Regions from separate parts of the Mus musculus genome. Here region 2 is linked to region 1. The links are chromatin loops, found by intact Hi-C in ENCODE. Cell type or tissue: left cerebral cortex. All regions are shown on one strand. Links, peaks and the distances in the headings refer to the core of each region. The heading gives the core; the rest is flanking DNA. Region 1 overlaps Csrnp3 (cysteine-serine-rich nuclear protein 3). Region 2 overlaps Csrnp3 (cysteine-serine-rich nuclear protein 3).

Evidence for each region. A loop is a pair of places that touch in the nucleus more often than their neighbours do. Peaks named below come from ENCODE experiments on the same cell type or tissue, not always from the same donor. Only the 100,000 strongest peaks of a DNase experiment are listed, where the experiment ranks them.
Region 2: it touches region 1 in a loop (5-fold over the local background); 2 of 42 quality-filtered maps call a loop at or near these places.

The regions. Positions count from the first base shown.
Region 1 is chr2:65,933,396-65,941,739 of GRCm38, reverse strand. All of the region lies in intron 3 of Csrnp3 (cysteine-serine-rich nuclear protein 3), which reads right to left. Among named protein-coding and RNA genes, the nearest start is that of Gm52514, 9.0 kb to the right of the region's middle. In left cerebral cortex, for the core only: no CTCF peak of the experiment used is centred there; a DNase peak (open chromatin) is centred at 1,138; H3K4me3 peaks cover 962 bases; H3K27ac peaks cover 641 bases.
Region 2 is chr2:65,989,818-65,998,161 of GRCm38, reverse strand. The region is part of intron 4 of Csrnp3 (cysteine-serine-rich nuclear protein 3); the gene reads right to left. Among named protein-coding and RNA genes, the nearest start is that of Gm52514, 65 kb to the right of the region's middle. In left cerebral cortex, for the core only: a CTCF peak has its summit at 7,851; DNase peaks (open chromatin) are centred at 2,893 and 4,558; H3K27ac peaks cover 1,483 bases.

The DNA of each region.
Region 1 (8,344 bases), core at 45-8,044:
TCAGAAATTTCATATTATACATTACCTTTATTCTTTGGGGCAATCAATTCTTAATCAAATGTTCCTAAATATATGGATAATTTTTTAAATGCTAGTTTGTATGAAATCCTTTCCATGCTTAATTTTTTAAGCTATGTTTAATTTCTGATGTTCTACCCTGACAGGATCATATTAATAAAAACAATGACAAAAGTCCTCAGTTTCTGTTAAATAAAACCATCATTATTTAATCAGTTGTCCTTCTAAAATGAAATTACTGCAAAGTTCTTTGTGCTTCTTTTCAAAGCCTTTCATTCGGAGATTTTCTTTGTTTGCATCTTAACAATTTTTTTCCTTCATTTCTTGCTTTTCCCTATTTACCAGACTCTCATACTCTTGCATAAGTGGTGTGCAGATCTGAGATCCCTACAAGGTAAAACCACTTCTTCAATACATTTTGGTTTTAATACATCCTCTATGGATGCTTCTATGTTGTGAACACAGTGGAGAAGCTCTGTGTATCTGTGTTTGTTTTATTTATGTTTTGTGCCTACTGCTTAACAATATTTCTTCCCATCTTCTTCAAGGTTTTGTTGTTGTTGCTGTTCCTTTTAAAAGTACAACATCTGTAAACTAGGAAAATGTAAGGCAACACAGTTGCATAAAGGATTAGGGAAAGATGAAGGATATTCGAATTTCTTGTGCTGTGTGCTATGAGACACACAATTAGCTACTTAGTTAAGGATTTTTAGTAATCTGGGTTTAGAACTCAGAGTATGTCTGCATCATGCCCTTTTCTACTTTTCCAATAAACTTCAGTGAGGTGACGACAGCACATGAGGCTTTATTGAAAGTGAGAAAGCACACATATGCGCATGCGGAATGCTTCTTCAAGAACAACATATCGGTTTTACCAGTAGATATGCTGCCATTCCAGGCCATGAATCAGTGAACACTATGAAAGCATGAGGACATCTTGGAGATGTATCAGTCTATACGTAGTGAGAAGATGTATATTTTTCCCTAAGAAAGTGAAAGTATCTTCGTCCCCAATACTAGGGCCAGTTCTGCCTAAGCCCATTTGGCAAGAAAGCAGCTCCTTTGCTGCCAAGAGGAGCAGGATTTGGCACAGATTTCGCAAGGTGAAGCCCTGTAGGTGTTTCTGTGGGGCACTACCAATGTGAAAAATGCTGCTGGTGGGTTGCCAGTGGGAGAAACAGAAGTCAGCCAACGCCTCTCTTGTCCAGGTGTCTGTGGAAGCCAAGAACCCTGGCAGCAATCCTGCCTAATAAATATTTTTGTTGGAAGAAATGACTGTGGGATTTCCCCAGTGATGTATGAATCCCCCGAGTTGGAGACGTCTGTGACTTTGAGTTAAAGATTTTTATCTTCATTCTTATGCAGTGAATATCAACATTTTTTGCCATCTGATAATTTGAAGTTTAAGGAGACAGAAGCAATCGACCCTTCCCTCTCCCCCCAGAGGAAAAGTGTACAAAAGCACAAACATATATGGCATCTGTTTATGGGATCTGAGTTTAGGAAGCTCTTCTCTGGTTATTAGCTATCTTCCCCTCCACTTTGGTGAATAAAGAACCTGGAGGGATGGCTCATTTGAGCACATTCGTTCGCAGAGTCAAAAGAACTTTGAGGATCCATTGGCCCCATTTGCTTTCCCAGATGAGTGGGTTACCCAAGTTAAAACACAAGCTCTGAGCTGCCTTGTTTTGGAGGAGGAGCTAGGGATCAAATGTAGTGCTTCAGTGTGCGAAGCAAGTGCTGTACACTGGGCTACCCCCTAGCACTACAGCCTCATGTTCTCTGGCATGCATGAAAAGAGCCCGAAGTATCTCTCAGAATATCCCTTGCAATTTCATTGTTCTCCCTTCTGCCCCACAGCATTCTTAAACAACTACCCAAACTGGTGTCTATCAGTCTATCAACCTATAAGTTTGTGACTGGGTGACAGGGATGTTCTAGGTTGGAGTATATTTCCCCAAACATCTGCCTTTCCTAAAAGATGGCTATATTGCCCTGTTTCAAACATAGTAGTTCTAATGAGAATTCACTGAGTATTCAGTACAAAGCTAATAGGTGACTTGTACCCTTTTTCCTCAAACCCTACCACATAGCTTTAATAAAGGATACCAAGTTTTCAGATGTCTCTATAGACCCTTAGGTCAAAATTTTACGATAGAGCCTATTGTTCTCTGAAAAATATTTCTTGACCTGTAGCAAACTGGGTTTAAATGGCTGCTCTGCACTGGTGTGACCTGAGTGAGTCTGACACTATTACAACTGCTGGGCTCACCTGATGCTGGATCATATTTGAATGTACAAGTTGCCACGGACTAATATGTATTCCAGTGCTTGCTCAGGACGCATACTATCATATCTGGGTCAGATACTAACAAGTGGTATAATTTTAAAAGTGCTTCTTGCCAAGTGTGGTTTCCACGTCTATCAAAATAAGGGGTATGACAACATTAGTAAGAGACTCTAGGGTAGTCTCCTCCATGGCTTGCAGCTAAGTGACAAAGACTGTGGCCTCTGAGTAAGAAGTGCTACCTACCTCTGCACAGTCTCTTCCTCCTCAATGCACAAACTGAATGACTAAATCGACTTGTTTTGTTGAACAACAAAGGAATTTTTTCTGGCTGGGCCTGGGACACACCTTAGAGGCTCCCCCATGCTGCTATGTGCTTTGATGTGCCATTGGGGTTGGCATTTCTGCAGGAAAGCCAGACCGTGGCTTTTTAAAGGCTTTGCCCTTAATAACTGACCGTCTGTTATTTGGAAAAGTAGTTAAATTGATTACATGCCAGTCTAAGAGTCAAAACACTTTCTCCAAGGCCAATTTTTAGGGTGTTCGGTGGGTTTTGTTTGTTTGTTTTGTTTTGTTTTGTTTGTTTTTCTCATTAGCGAGGGGAGAGAAAACCAATTAAGAAAATAAGAGGCTTCTAAACCTGTTGAAAATGCTCATCAGCCTGTTACATGCTCATTTTCCCATCCTAACAGAAAAAAGTCTCAAGTGAAGACAATGGAAATGTTATTTTCTATGCTTGCTATTAGGACTTAAAAACCAGTACTTAGCGTAATGTCTTGAACCACTGAGGAGACTAAACGCATTAAAAAGAATAAAAGGACTATGCAGACATGGAGGAATCACTATTACAGTGGCCATAAAATCTAACCCTGTCTCTCCTACTTAGCACTTGAAGTTTTCTCTGTCTGTAGAAAGTTTCTGACTGAATAATGAAACAGACTAAGCAGTGTAGCTGAAGGGTACTTAGGAGCTCTGGTAATGTTTTCCTTGGAGGAACCATCAGGTTAGTGTGAAGGAAAAGAACGTAAAATCCACAGCACCATTTTCCTCATAAAGCATCCTGCAAAGGGCATGAGAGAGCAACAAGACCACGCTTCACAACCACACCCATCCACGCGGCACAGAAAAGAGGAAATTTCAAAACTTAGGATTTGTAAGAAAAATAACTTCGCACATTCTTTAAAACGAATCACCACCCTAGGCAAGACATGGCTATTTATCCTCTAAAACAAAGAACAACTGGCATTCAACCTGAAGCTGACATTGCATTGGGCAGCAATTAACACATGTAATCTATGTGGTAAGATTCAATACCTGGGTTTTTATATTTAACTAAATGTCTGACCAGTACCAGTTAAAACGGGTCCATGAAGACAACCACAAGTCACACACAAGTCACACCACAGTCATCAGTATCTTTTCAAAGATGAAAACTGAGGTTTGTGACTCCGCCCCTCCCCCCCAAAAAACCAGTTCCAAAGAAACAGAGTTGATCAGAAAAGGCACTTCTAGCCATCCTACTAAAGTTATTTACAATAAAATAATGTAGATGAATTTTCTGAATCTCATTTGAAGACCTCTGCGATTCAATCAATTCCAGCAATGCTTAAGCAACATTACAATTCATGAGACATTTAAAATCGCAACGAGCCTGTGACATATAGGTCATTTCACTGAGCAAACAAATTAGTACTCCTGTGTCATCAGGTGAAACTTAAGATGTGCCAAGCTCTGTCTGTACTAAAAATAATGAATGAATTTCCAAGTCTTCAGATGCAGTGGACATATCTGAATGGAGCCAAGGTGAGAAAGTAACACCTTAACTGCATACACAAAGCAAAGGAAAAAATGGGGAAACCTGTAAAGGTTATAAAAATAGCTCTACACATGGTTTCAGCACACCTGCAGACCTTTGGAGATTTGAAGTATCTACAAAATCACGTGTCATTTGAGCCCCAATAGCCATGATGGCTGCTCCCTCTACTGTCTCCTTAGAACTCAAGGCATTAGCTCTTAGTGCGACTTAGGTTGACTTTCAGTGGAGATTCAGAACATTTTTTTTTTTTTTTTTTTTTTTGCTTTGGGAAATGGTCAGTAATAGTTGCAGAGATGGCATCAAGGTTGGCACTTGAATCTACACTCTTAGCTGCATTCTTGTTCAGCCTCTGCCCATCCCATGATATGGGACTGAAATCACATAAAACCAACAATATAAGAAAAACACTTACCTAGTAAGGTCACAGAATGCAGTATTAGATACTGTATTTTCTAAACATGTTTTGGGTTTTCCTGCATTTACCTGTTCTTGCTTTAAACAAACCACTCAGATTTTAAAGCTGGACTTCTTGGTCCCGTTCAAATGTTGATGTTGAAAAGCAGATTAGAAACTGGGCGTGGCGGTGCACAGCTGTAATTCCAGCATTTGGGACACTGAGACTGAAACAGAAGGACCTCCAAAGACTCTAGGCCAGCCTGAGCTACATAGTGAGTTTGGGACACTCTAGGCTGTACTTTTTAAAAATCAAAACCAACCAAATAAAGTAAGAAAGAGAGAGAGAGAAAAGCCTATAACGTACAGAACTATTTCCAGATACTGTATCCTTGTCCTCCCAGCCCCTTTCAAGACAAGGTTTTTCTGTATATCCCCGGCTGTCCTAGAACTTGCTCTATAGACCAGGCTGGCCTTGAACTCAGAGATCTGCCCACCTCTGCTTCTGAGTGCTGGGATTAAAGGTGTGTGCCACCACCACCAGGCTTGTTCTCATTCATAAAACATTTCTTGGCAAACTAAACTCAGGAAATCAACATTCCTTCAGATTTACACAGTTCTTCAGAGTGTATTTACATATTTACAAAAGTGGTATTAAGTACCATAACCCATATTCTGCTTTACCTGTAGTATGTTTTCAAATGTACAGGATCATGCAATGCTATCATATGCTCCCTGGGCCTGGGAACAATGTGAACCATGAACATGTGTAAGGACAACTCAATGCCTGTGAGGATTCCTAAGCTTGCCTGGAGGCAAAGCTACTTCCACTGTCCCATTGGTAAGGCGTCTGTGAACGCACCACCATACTTGGAGAATACAGTTCCTAAAACTAAAGAGGCGTATGTGGCTCTAATCATTAGTGAATGACACTAAAAGTGGGCCTATTTTTATAATGTGCTTAAGAGTTCTCATTTCCCTATTAGATATAAAGCACTGCCAAATTATTGTCAATCGTCTAATATGGCAGTCTTCTTATAAAAACAGGAGTAATTTCTCATTTATTTCAAGTTCAAGTGAGTACTCTGAGGACAAGATAAAAACAAATTTTGTGTGTGCATGTGTATGTGTGCATATGTGTGCACACTCCCCTGTGCGAGTGTGTGTGCATGTTGTCACACTCCTCTGTGTGTATGTGTGTGTGTGTGTGTACATGTGTATGTGTGTTTGTGCATATGTGTGCACCTGTGGGCATACTCATTTATATGAGTGTGTGTGTGTGTGTGTGTGTGTGTGTGTATGTTATCACACTCCTATGTGTGTTTGTGTGTGTATGTACATGTATGTGTGTGTGCGTGCATGTGTGTGTACCTGTGGGCACACTCATGTATATGAGTGTGTATGTGTGCATGTTGTCACACTCCTATGTGTGTGTGTACATGTGTATGCATGTGTGTGCATGTGTGTATACCTGTGGCACACTCATGTATATTAGTGTGCATGTTGTCACACTCCTGTGCATGTGTGTGTATGTGTGCATGTGCATGCATGCTCATGTGTGCAAGTGTGTGTACCTGTGAGCACACTCATATGAGTGTGTGTGTTTATAAGGATCAGTATATCAGATGTGTGAGTATGGTGACGTGTTAATTTCCTTTCCTTGCTCAGCAAAGTCTCTGTGATTGAGAGCTTAATGTAAAATCGTGAAGAAATTGATCAGATGGATTAGAAAATTCAATTTTGAATAGTTTTCTTATGGAATAATTATCATGTTTCAAATAAAAATTAAGCAAGTAAAAAGAAAACAATAATATCCTTAAAAGCATAAAAAGTGTGTCTATGACAAGCGTGTACTACTAAGACCTTACTCTGTGCTGAAGGACAGTCAGGCTACATTTATGTTTCTCACAGTAGGCAAATCATTTTTTTAAAAGATAAAGGGTGAATTAGTGGCTCTGCTACCAGGAAGAAAATACTGATTTCCACTTTAATCAACAAGGCAGAATAATGTGTATTATGTTTGTTTCCACGAAAGTTATTAGCATTAAAAACTGACCCTGAGAGTTATATACTTCTGCTGTTTGGAAAATAGTCTTTATGTTGTGATCATCTCCATCTGCATAAGACATCACTATAATATTGCCATAGTTCTAATAAGACCCTTAAAATCACTTCATAATTGCATTGAGCTTTTATTTTTCAACAAAAATGATTCAATTTTATTTAAATCCTAGTAGAAGCAATCAAAAGGCAATCTCCTGCTTTGATTGCTTCTTAAGAACTGCCATGTTAAAATAATGTGGTTGCTTTGGATACACAGTAACAATTTTCAACGGTTCCCTATTGGTGTTAAAAGTCACTTTGTTCCTCCTATCTTGTAGGCTACAGAAGTTCAGGAGACTGACAATACAGTGGTAATAAAACTGAAAACCTACACACTCCATTTGGAAATGACAATAGTCATTTGTAGATTTCAGACTCTGCTCCATGCTCATAAACTGAGTCTGTTTGCCCTGAAATTGTTTCCAAGCCTACAATGTGGTCTCTAGTTTCAAATGATGACAACAACAAGCTTGGAATCAGAAGGTAGGAAATTTGGTTTAAAAAAAAAAAAACAAAAAACAAAAAAAAAAAAAAACAAAAAACAACAAAATCCCCAAAGATTTCTTTGAAGTCAGATATAGCAGTGTTTCTTTGTGCCTGCTGCCTATCTGCCCTCGAGAGTTTGCATTTGGATCACGGTATTTACTTTTACTCCTCGAGGTTAATTTGAATTATATTTACAGAAAGATACTTTTTCTATATATGTTTAGAAACCCAGAACATGAGCATACTTCATTCAAGCTGCTGGGATCTGTATGGATGTAGGATGGATTAAGCCAATGCAAAAAGACTTCAAAGTTTGGAGTGAATTTGCATTGAGACATAAATTACCCAGGATAGTCAAAGCCATAAATTAGCTTCAGGACATAAATAGCTCTCTTGTGGCTCACAGAAGCACAACAATTCTCTTTATTCCATACATATCTATTATCATGTTTTCTCTAAGACTCTTCCTGGGCTCTATTTCTTTGCCCACACTGTGTTTTTATTTTTATATTCAAAATATGCTCACTGGTAGCTGCTACATGTCCAAAGTTAAAAAGTATTGTACTGCCTATATTAATATTAACCTCATTTCTTTTTTATGCCTAGCACACACATGGGGTGAGCAGGCACAAACTACTGGCACTATATAAGTGAACAGAAGTGTTTTTTAAAATTATGAATTAAATATAACAGTATAAAGAATTCTGTTCAGCTTCTTGATTGCATAATATATATAATATATTATAATAGAGATATAATGTGCACTATAGTACATAGAATACATACATGTATACATGGAATGTTTAGCAATTTTCATAAATATCTGCAAACAATGCTGAAATTAGAGACCAGCATTTTCTATCCAACAACAATAAAGAGAAATAATTTATCTAAAATATATTTCCTGTAGCTTAAGTCACTGAGAGTGTCACAAGAAGTGTTCAGAAAAAAAGAAAACCCTGAATTTTTTTGCAGTCTTAAAAACACAAAACACAAATTCTACCTCATAAACTCAACTTAGTGTCCTGAATAAATGTCATAGTGTCCCCAAAGAGTGATAGAGTTGAGCCTGGCAATGAATAACCACTACCAAGGAATGTCATAAATATTTGAAATAACTGTCCTTCACTGATTAAATGTCCACACACTTCTGCTTTGGTCTCCTCCCCTCCAACGGCTCTTCATTTCAGAGGAAAGATGCTGTTGCCGAACTGCCCCCATTTCAATCATTATAATAAAGT
Region 2 (8,344 bases), core at 306-8,305, 56 kb before region 1:
GTGTCTCTAGCTGCATATGTAGCAGAAGATGGCCTAGTTGGCCATCATTGGAAAGAGAGGCCCATCAGTCTTGCAAACTTTATATGCTTCAGTATGGGGGGAATACCAAGGCCAAGAAGTGGGAGTGGGTGGGGGGAAGGTATGGGGGACTTTGGGGATAGCATTGGAAATGTAAATGAAGAAAATACCTAATATAAATAATAATAATAATAATAAACAAATAAGACAGAACCAATCAGACGAACAAAAACTAGGGGTTGTGGCATGTGCCAGACATCTTATCACTTAGGAGATGGAGACAGGGTGATAAGAAGTGCAAGGCTAGCCTGATTTACATAGTGAGATCCTGCAGGGGTGGGGGAGGGGAGAGAGGAGGGGAGGGGAGAGGAGAGGAGGGCAGGGGACAGGGGGGAGGGGGGAGAGAAGGGAGGGAAGGGGAGAAAGAAAGAAAGAAAGGAGGGAGGGAAGGAAAAAATGCAAATGATTATTGTCTACAGCCACACTACCTAGAACACATGCATCGTCAGAAGATGACCAAAATGACCAAATCAATGTATGAAAGTGAGTAAATCAACCAACCAAAGTTGAGTCATATTAGGCTCTAAGACGTTTCAACTGGTTCTGCCCTACTCCCTGAGTGGTGTGTGTGTGGGTGGGGGGGGGGGGCACGGGTGGTTGGGTAGGGAGTTAGGGAAGGATCTGCAAGGAGTCAGGGACGAAAGATGAATGGGATCATTGTATGAAATTCTCAAAAAGTTAATCAAAACATTACTTTAAAAAAATCAAAACCACCTGTCCTTATAGGCTGGAATACTTCCTCAAGACTTCAAGTTTCTACCTGACTTGTCAGTTTTACTTTTTCCTGAGTAATTTTGATTTGTAATCGGTCATCTCTGAACACCACTAACATGGGTGTCTTGTATTGTTGATCTTTGCACACACTGCCCACACAGTGACCCAGATGAGGATCTGGCCTACGGATTCTACTAGAGAGAGAGTTATGTAGAACAAATGCTCTCATGACAAGGTTGCCACTACCATTGGACTCTCTTCTTCTTTCTGATGGCAGTAGCCATCAAAAAAGTCTTGATGGTGGTGGGAACAGGAAGAGGAACTGTGTATTTTGATATTAAATTTGATATATGACAGTTTAAAAGCTCATGGTTCAGTCTTATGTTAAACAAAGAGAAAATTTAATTATATCTTTTAGGTACAACGTCAATAATACAGTTTTATCTCCTATGCTCAATACACAAAAGAAAATTGCCCATGAACTGTTAAGTCCACACATTTAGATTTTGGGCAAATCTGGTTGAAGCAACATGAAACTGCTAGTCTTCTTGTTTTTTTTTTCTTGTTAGAAAAACCCAGGCAATAAAAAAGTATGCGTTTTTAAAAAATCACACAGATAAAATTAGTGTGGAAATTGGTGCTTACCCTTTCAAGGTGAGACTCAATTGCAAAGTAGGGAAGGTTAGTTTACTGTGGATCCAATTTCATCAGAAACCATTTGATGTAGAAACTAACAGATTCGATACTAGAGAAATGTCCAGTCAAGTTAAGACTATGTTGGTCTTTATATATCACGCCTGCAGACTTCTCATGATCGGATATTCTCTCTCTCCAAATTGGTATGATTGTCTGGGCTGGGCTGCTCCTGGGCAGGAAGTCACTTACATGGCCTCAGTCTTAAGTGAGGGATGGAAATTGGTCTAGTCATGAAGAGAGAATAATATCCCTGAGAGTGTTTCCAACTGGGGTCAAAAGCAATGCTGCCTTGTTCTGTCTGCCTCCTTTAGTCTGCTGAGTCACACCTGAAGAGTTCCTAATATACAGGCCCCATTCATAGTTTCAGATTTGTTTAGCTCAGGTATTTAGGGCAGTTCCTTTGCATGAGCGGAACTTCAAAGGGTTGGCATTGCTGAGGAAGCGCCATGTAGCTTGGTTTCGAGAAAGAACGCACGCGCAAGCAGAGACTAATTGAGAACATTTTCTTCAGAACTTTTGAACAAAATTAAAATTAAGCATATGAAGTAAGTTGACCTTTTTATCCACTTATGGTCAAATCAGTAAAAAATGTCACAACCGGTAAAGCTTGTTAAGGCCTTGCTTCTTAAAGCACTGCCCCGGTTATTATGAAAGTCATCTTCAAAAGTGATCTTAAATGCAAGTCTGTTCCTCACTGATACATTGGTTTCTCTGTAATGTGAATGACAGATCTCCCCCTCTCTTTCCCCCTTCCCGACCCTGTACTGGGGATTGAACCTACGCCTCATACATGCTAGAGAAGTGCTTTTCCAGTCAGCTATATCCTCCACATCTATCTTTCTAAAGCCCTAAGTGCATTCTTCCGTATCTCAAGACATCCTACCAACTTACGTACTAATAGTAAGTCAACAAGCAGATTAGACTACCCCAAAATATAAAATCATACACCTCAAAGCAGCTAGCATGCCGATCGCAGTTAACCAGAGAACAAGGTTTATAATTCATACATGGGTCTAAGCCATACTACTCTAGGCCCTAAAGCAGGTTTGCCTCCCATCCCATTTTAAATACTAAGTTAAAAATATTCACAATTGGGGTGACCCTTGAGACTTGCAAGCGTAAGAATTTGCTGAACTGTAGCTTCTAAGTTAAATCATTTACAAGCCTCTTTTGACTGGTTTATGTAAAGTATAAAAACACCCTTCTCATAGATGTCCACGTGAAAAAGACAAGTGCCCTTTAAGGCAGCCAAAGATACTGCATATACATGCAAACTCCAACAGAGTGGCAGAAACAGAGATTATGTGGAAAGCTGACCCTTGAGGCTCCCTGACGAAAGCTTTGTTTAAGATCATGAACATGCATGTCACGTCCTCAACCGTTCAATCTGTCAGCTCCATCCGTAGGAGCTGGCAGGAGATCTGCATTGAGGGACCAGCTCTCCTCTGGCTCTCCTGACAGGCACAGCCCAGGGTGTTGAGCACTCGACAAACTGCATTTCCTTTTATAGCTGTTAGTGCAACAGAGCGGTCGACTATTGATAGTCTCGGCTTGGTACAAAATACAGCTTTCTGCTTAAGGATTCTGATGTGAACTCCAAACACTGCAGGTGACAGCCAGTGTCAAGTTGACCTTCTTGCCTCCGTGGCACACATAATTAAAATGATTAACCCACAAGAGGCGATGCTATCGAAGTAGCTATTTTTCTTCTTTTATTAAAGATACCGCTTCCTTTCATGAGCCTTGTGAATAGTTGTAAGAGTGGGGTCTGTTTTGATCATCCTTGATAGAAAAAAAAAAAACCAAAAACAAAAACCAAAATATGCTCTTTAAGGTTATAAAGTTGTAATAAAAGTAAATGGTTGACTCTTTTTTCTATCTTTTCTCTCATCTTCATATATAATTAGCCTGGCTTGGACAGGCCCTTTTACATAGATTCGACCTCCCTTGAGGGTATAATGTGACTGCTGGATGCTCTATCATTAAAATGTCATTGGTACCGGAGACCAAAATTATGAAAGCAAAACAAGTTTACATTGTACACTAACGGAGGTGTCTGCCTTCCGGTCCCACTTCATTGCCTTTCCCTTCCCACCAAGTCATCTACCTGTCTTGCACCATGAGTCTAGGCTCACTACTTCCACACCTGACCTACAATCTCCCTTCTGCTTCAGTTTTACCTTTATGTTATAAATCGCCTAAGGACACGGCATTAAAATATGCCAGCAAAATATTTGAGGCACAATAAAGTAACGAGCAAAATTGAGGTATGCCATTCCACTCAGGAGTACCCAAAGCATGAGCAGAGGCTGGAGTTCACTCTTCCTGCTTCATTTATTCAGCTAGCCACATGACTTTGTCTCCATGGAGAACCATTTTACAGAAACTTTACAATGCTATTAGTCCCCTCCCCCCCCCCCCCCGCTATCTTTATTTACTGACGAAATATAACAAATTTCTAGGGAATGGTTGTATCTTCTCAGAGTAATGTTAACAATTACTACACACACGGAACAAATGTTATTGAAGACTTTGTCTTCTATTTTTTAAAGGACGCTTCCTCATTGTAAGCAAGAAGCACCCAAAAAAACCCAAAAATGTGAAAATACTTTCCTTTCTTAATATTTGCAAAATAATAAAAGGCCCAATGATATAGTCACTGAAATCCGAATTCTAATAGTCACTATGATATGTTATATGAATTGTATTACATAGGTGTATTATGAGAAATAATTACCTTTGTGAGAAGCCTGAATCACAGATGGGAGATATTGCATGTGCACAGTAGTATCTTGGTGATGCTGTTCCTTTATCATCAGTGAGAAAACAAGTCCTGGCTCTTCCCCAGCTGGTTTCCTTAATCTCTCACATGTGCAATTAAACCCTGAAACTTGGTGCTCAAGAAACACATTTCACCGCCGCTAACGGACCAGTTATTGTCAGAACACATAAACCCGTGGCACTGGCTTCATTAGAACCTCGACATGCATAACCCCGAGACCACAGCGTTTCTTACTGGGAAAGAGTAGTCCTTACTACACGTAAATAATCACAGCTCTGGCTGCGGTCCAAGGTGTAAGCACTTTCCTCTGCTGTCTCAGCAATTCTCCTGATGTCGAAGACGCATTAAAATAAATGGAAACCATATGTCTCCTCAGCAGAACACCGGCACTGGAACAACCAAGGGGCAATGCAATTCATTACAACCACTGGAGAAATATTTGGGGGGCATGGACTGGCTCAGTGTAAAATGAAGCTGCATGGGGCAGCCTCACAATGAACGGAGGAGACGTTTGCTATTATTCTGCTCTCCTAACCTGGTTTACTGTCTCTATATTTTTTTTCAATACCACCATGAGCTGCTCCCGTTAGAAGGATTAAATGGCATTTTCCACCTGCTCAATGACTTCCCAAGCAGTATTTCATCTATTCCAACATTCTAGCCCTGTCAAACCCAATACATCATAATAATCCAGGACTGAATAGTGCTTAAAAACAAAGAAACACAGCAGAACAAGGCTCCACCATAATAAACGAAAAAAAAATTTTTTTTCTTCTGAGATCACTTGGAATTTATTCTGCAGAGCTAGACTGAATCAAAGACCAGGCCCTTGAGCTTTGAACTCTGTCAGGAATGATAAGATGTGAAAACAGGATTCAAAAAAAAATCTCATCAAGACCTAAAATAAAAGCCCTTCTTATATGTATTCCAAATTAAGATGTATATCACTTTAAAAAGCATAACAGGAGGGCACTAATCAGTCATATTTGACTGGCCGCATCATGTCAGAACATTTTGAAATAAGATGAGAAGCTGCAAGGTTGAAGCCCAGAGTACAGGGCAGCTGGGGGCACAGCTTGGGTAGCTTGGGCGACTGGGGCGGCTGGAGAGGCTGGGCTACCTTCTGTTTCTTGGTTGGCAGTGATGGATCTGGGAAGGCTTCGAACTTTGAGCTATGAATTTCCTATAAATAAATAAGTGTGTGTACGTGGGCGTGCATGTGTGCCCATATGTGCATGCGGGTACATGTGCATCTTACTGAGCTTGTGGTTCATCATCCCCAGGATCTACTAGGTTTGCATGTTTACTTGCTGAAAGCCTGACATCTAAAGTGATGGCATTCTGTGACGCTGTGGTGTGAATAGGAGATGCCCCAGGGGCTCCGGTGTTCGAACACCCATCCCTCGATGGAAATGCTGCTTTGAAGTATTGTAGACCATATAGGAGGTGACTCCGTGTTGGAGACTGTTAGGGACTAGAGGGTAGGCTTTGAATCTGATTCTCGGGCCCTGGGTTGTTCTTCCCTCTGCTTAGCATTCCACCAAGATGTGAGGGACTGAGGGGACTCAGCTTCACCCTCCTGTCAACGTGGAGTCACCTGCCATGACTCCTTAGCTTGTGTGATGCATTGCACCCTCAAACTGTGAGTTAGGATATGTACCTCCCCTCACCCCAACCCCAACCCCAAGAGTTGCTGCTTTTAGGGATTTTCTCAGCATCAAGAAAAGTGGCTAAATGGTACAGGATGGTCTTTGCAAGGTCAGCTAATATGTATGTGTGTGTATGTGTGTGGGGGTCTCCTTAAAGATTAGAGCTCCTACGGAAAGGACTCTTACCCGTTGTACAATGTGAAGACATAGCAGAAGGTTATATCTATGAGACCCTAACTGGATACCATCTCTGCTGATGTTATGTTAACATCCCAGTTACTAGATCTGGGAGAGATAAATTTGTGCAACCCAAGTCACGATGTTTTGTCATAACAAGCTCACAGACTAAGTGTGTGTCTACTCCTTTAAAAGTGGGAATTGGAGAATTACTGAGCACCAAGTCTGGCACAGAGTTACCATTCAATATCTGCAAAAGAGATGCAACACAGCTCAAGGGTCATGACCACAGAAACAACACATCCTAGCCTCAGGAAGGTAATTTAAACAAAACAAAACAAAACAAAACAAAACACTGGTCTCTTTTGCTTATTATTGGGTAAGGACGGAGAGAGGTGGGGTGCACCTCACTCAGCGTGGAACCTCTGAGAAACAGCAGAAGGGGCACTTGCTAAGCACAACTTCTAAACTAAATTACAGGAATAGATGATTTTATACTGGGTAAAGTCACCATCGGGAACTCCAAAACAGCAGTTCCCAACCTGTGGGTCTCGATCCCCTAGACAAACCCCTGTCTCCAAAAAATATTTATATTAGGATTCCTAATGGTAACAAAATTACAGTTATAAAGTAGCAACTAAAATAATTTTATGGCTGCAAGGTCACCAAAACATGATAAAGTGTATTAAAGGGTCACAGCATTAAGAAGATCAAGGTCCACTACAAGAGGTTCAGAGTCTAAACCTCTTTGCATTACATTCCAACAAAATGAGATTTGCCAGCTATGACCGGAATCCTCATGGTCAAATGGCTTCTTCCCTCATTAATTTCTAGCCAGTTTATCTATTTTGCCAGCCTAACTTGTCAAAAGGGAAAACCGCATGTATTGAAGAGAGGACACATTGTCCTCATGGCTCCAGGGCACACATAACTTTACATTAACCAACCATTTGAAATATACTATATTTTACATATCAGAAGATCTAACATAACCAAATCAACCTGGCTCTAAACAACCCATCAATAATGAGCTTGTAAGTCTGTCTCTCTGAAGCAAGTAGCTGGTGGCATGGAGAGTTACTTGAATGGAAATGATTTTGAAAGAAAAACCCTGCAGATAGCGTATCGCTAATTGGTATTGACCTCCAGCAAAAACATGACTGACATTCCTGCCTTTTGCAGTCCATTAGTGACGGGTTTTTGAAATGATTTTTGCCTCTTGGTATTTAAATTGTCATCTGCATTGAAGAGCAGGGACTGTCGTGTTGAAAAAAAAAAATGATGTTGCTTAAAATATGTTAATGCCTGATGAAATTTTAGGAGATACAGACATGTTCTAAGACATATATTTTCTGAGACACATATTTCTGAGACAAAAGATAAACATGCAAGAAGTGGCTTGAAAGGATTATCCAGTTGAAACAGCAGAGTCATGGATGCAAGCTGAGGGCAGGCAATTTATTTTTTCTTTTTGTTTTTTTTTTTTTTTTTAGTTTCAGGGACTGACTTTATTCTACAACTAAAACACTATCTGAGACTGGAAAATATTATTGGGGCAGAGTGCTTTCTTAGCATTCCTGAAGTCCTGGGTTCAATGCCCAACATCATCATAAATAAGTTATCCTATTAATATATTAATATTTAAAGGATGGGAGATCAAAGACAAGACTCATGGGTCAAGAACAAAGTGCTGCATTGCAGGAGCACCTTGGTCCTTGCTCCTCTTACCCCACCTTCCTGGCACCAGAAGTTCTCCTGAGCAACCTGCAGGGGGCCAAAGAGATTCTAGACACACAATAGTTTTGAACTGCACCAAATGTGCAGCAAGTTTGATAACTGGCATAGCAAACAAGAAGCAAGCCTGTTCTATTTTAGAGGAAGATATATGTAGCCTCATTCCTGGGTCAAATGTGATGTAGAAAATTCAAAGAGGTCAGGAAAGTATATTTATTTTATCTTTAGAAAGACACGTAAAGGTGCAAGAAACCTGAGGTTCGCTTGCCAGAGGAACACTCCCTGCTCCCGTAGGTCTGAGCTTGATTGCCGCACCCACAGGGCAGCTAACAAGTGTAACTCCAGTTCCAGAGATCCACAGCCCTCTTTTGGTGTCTTCAGGCACCAAGCATATGCATGGCACACACACACACACACACACACACACACACACACACACACACACGCAAGCAAGACACTCAACCACATTAAGAAACAAAACGTTAAAAATCGAAAAGCACGTTCCAGCAATATT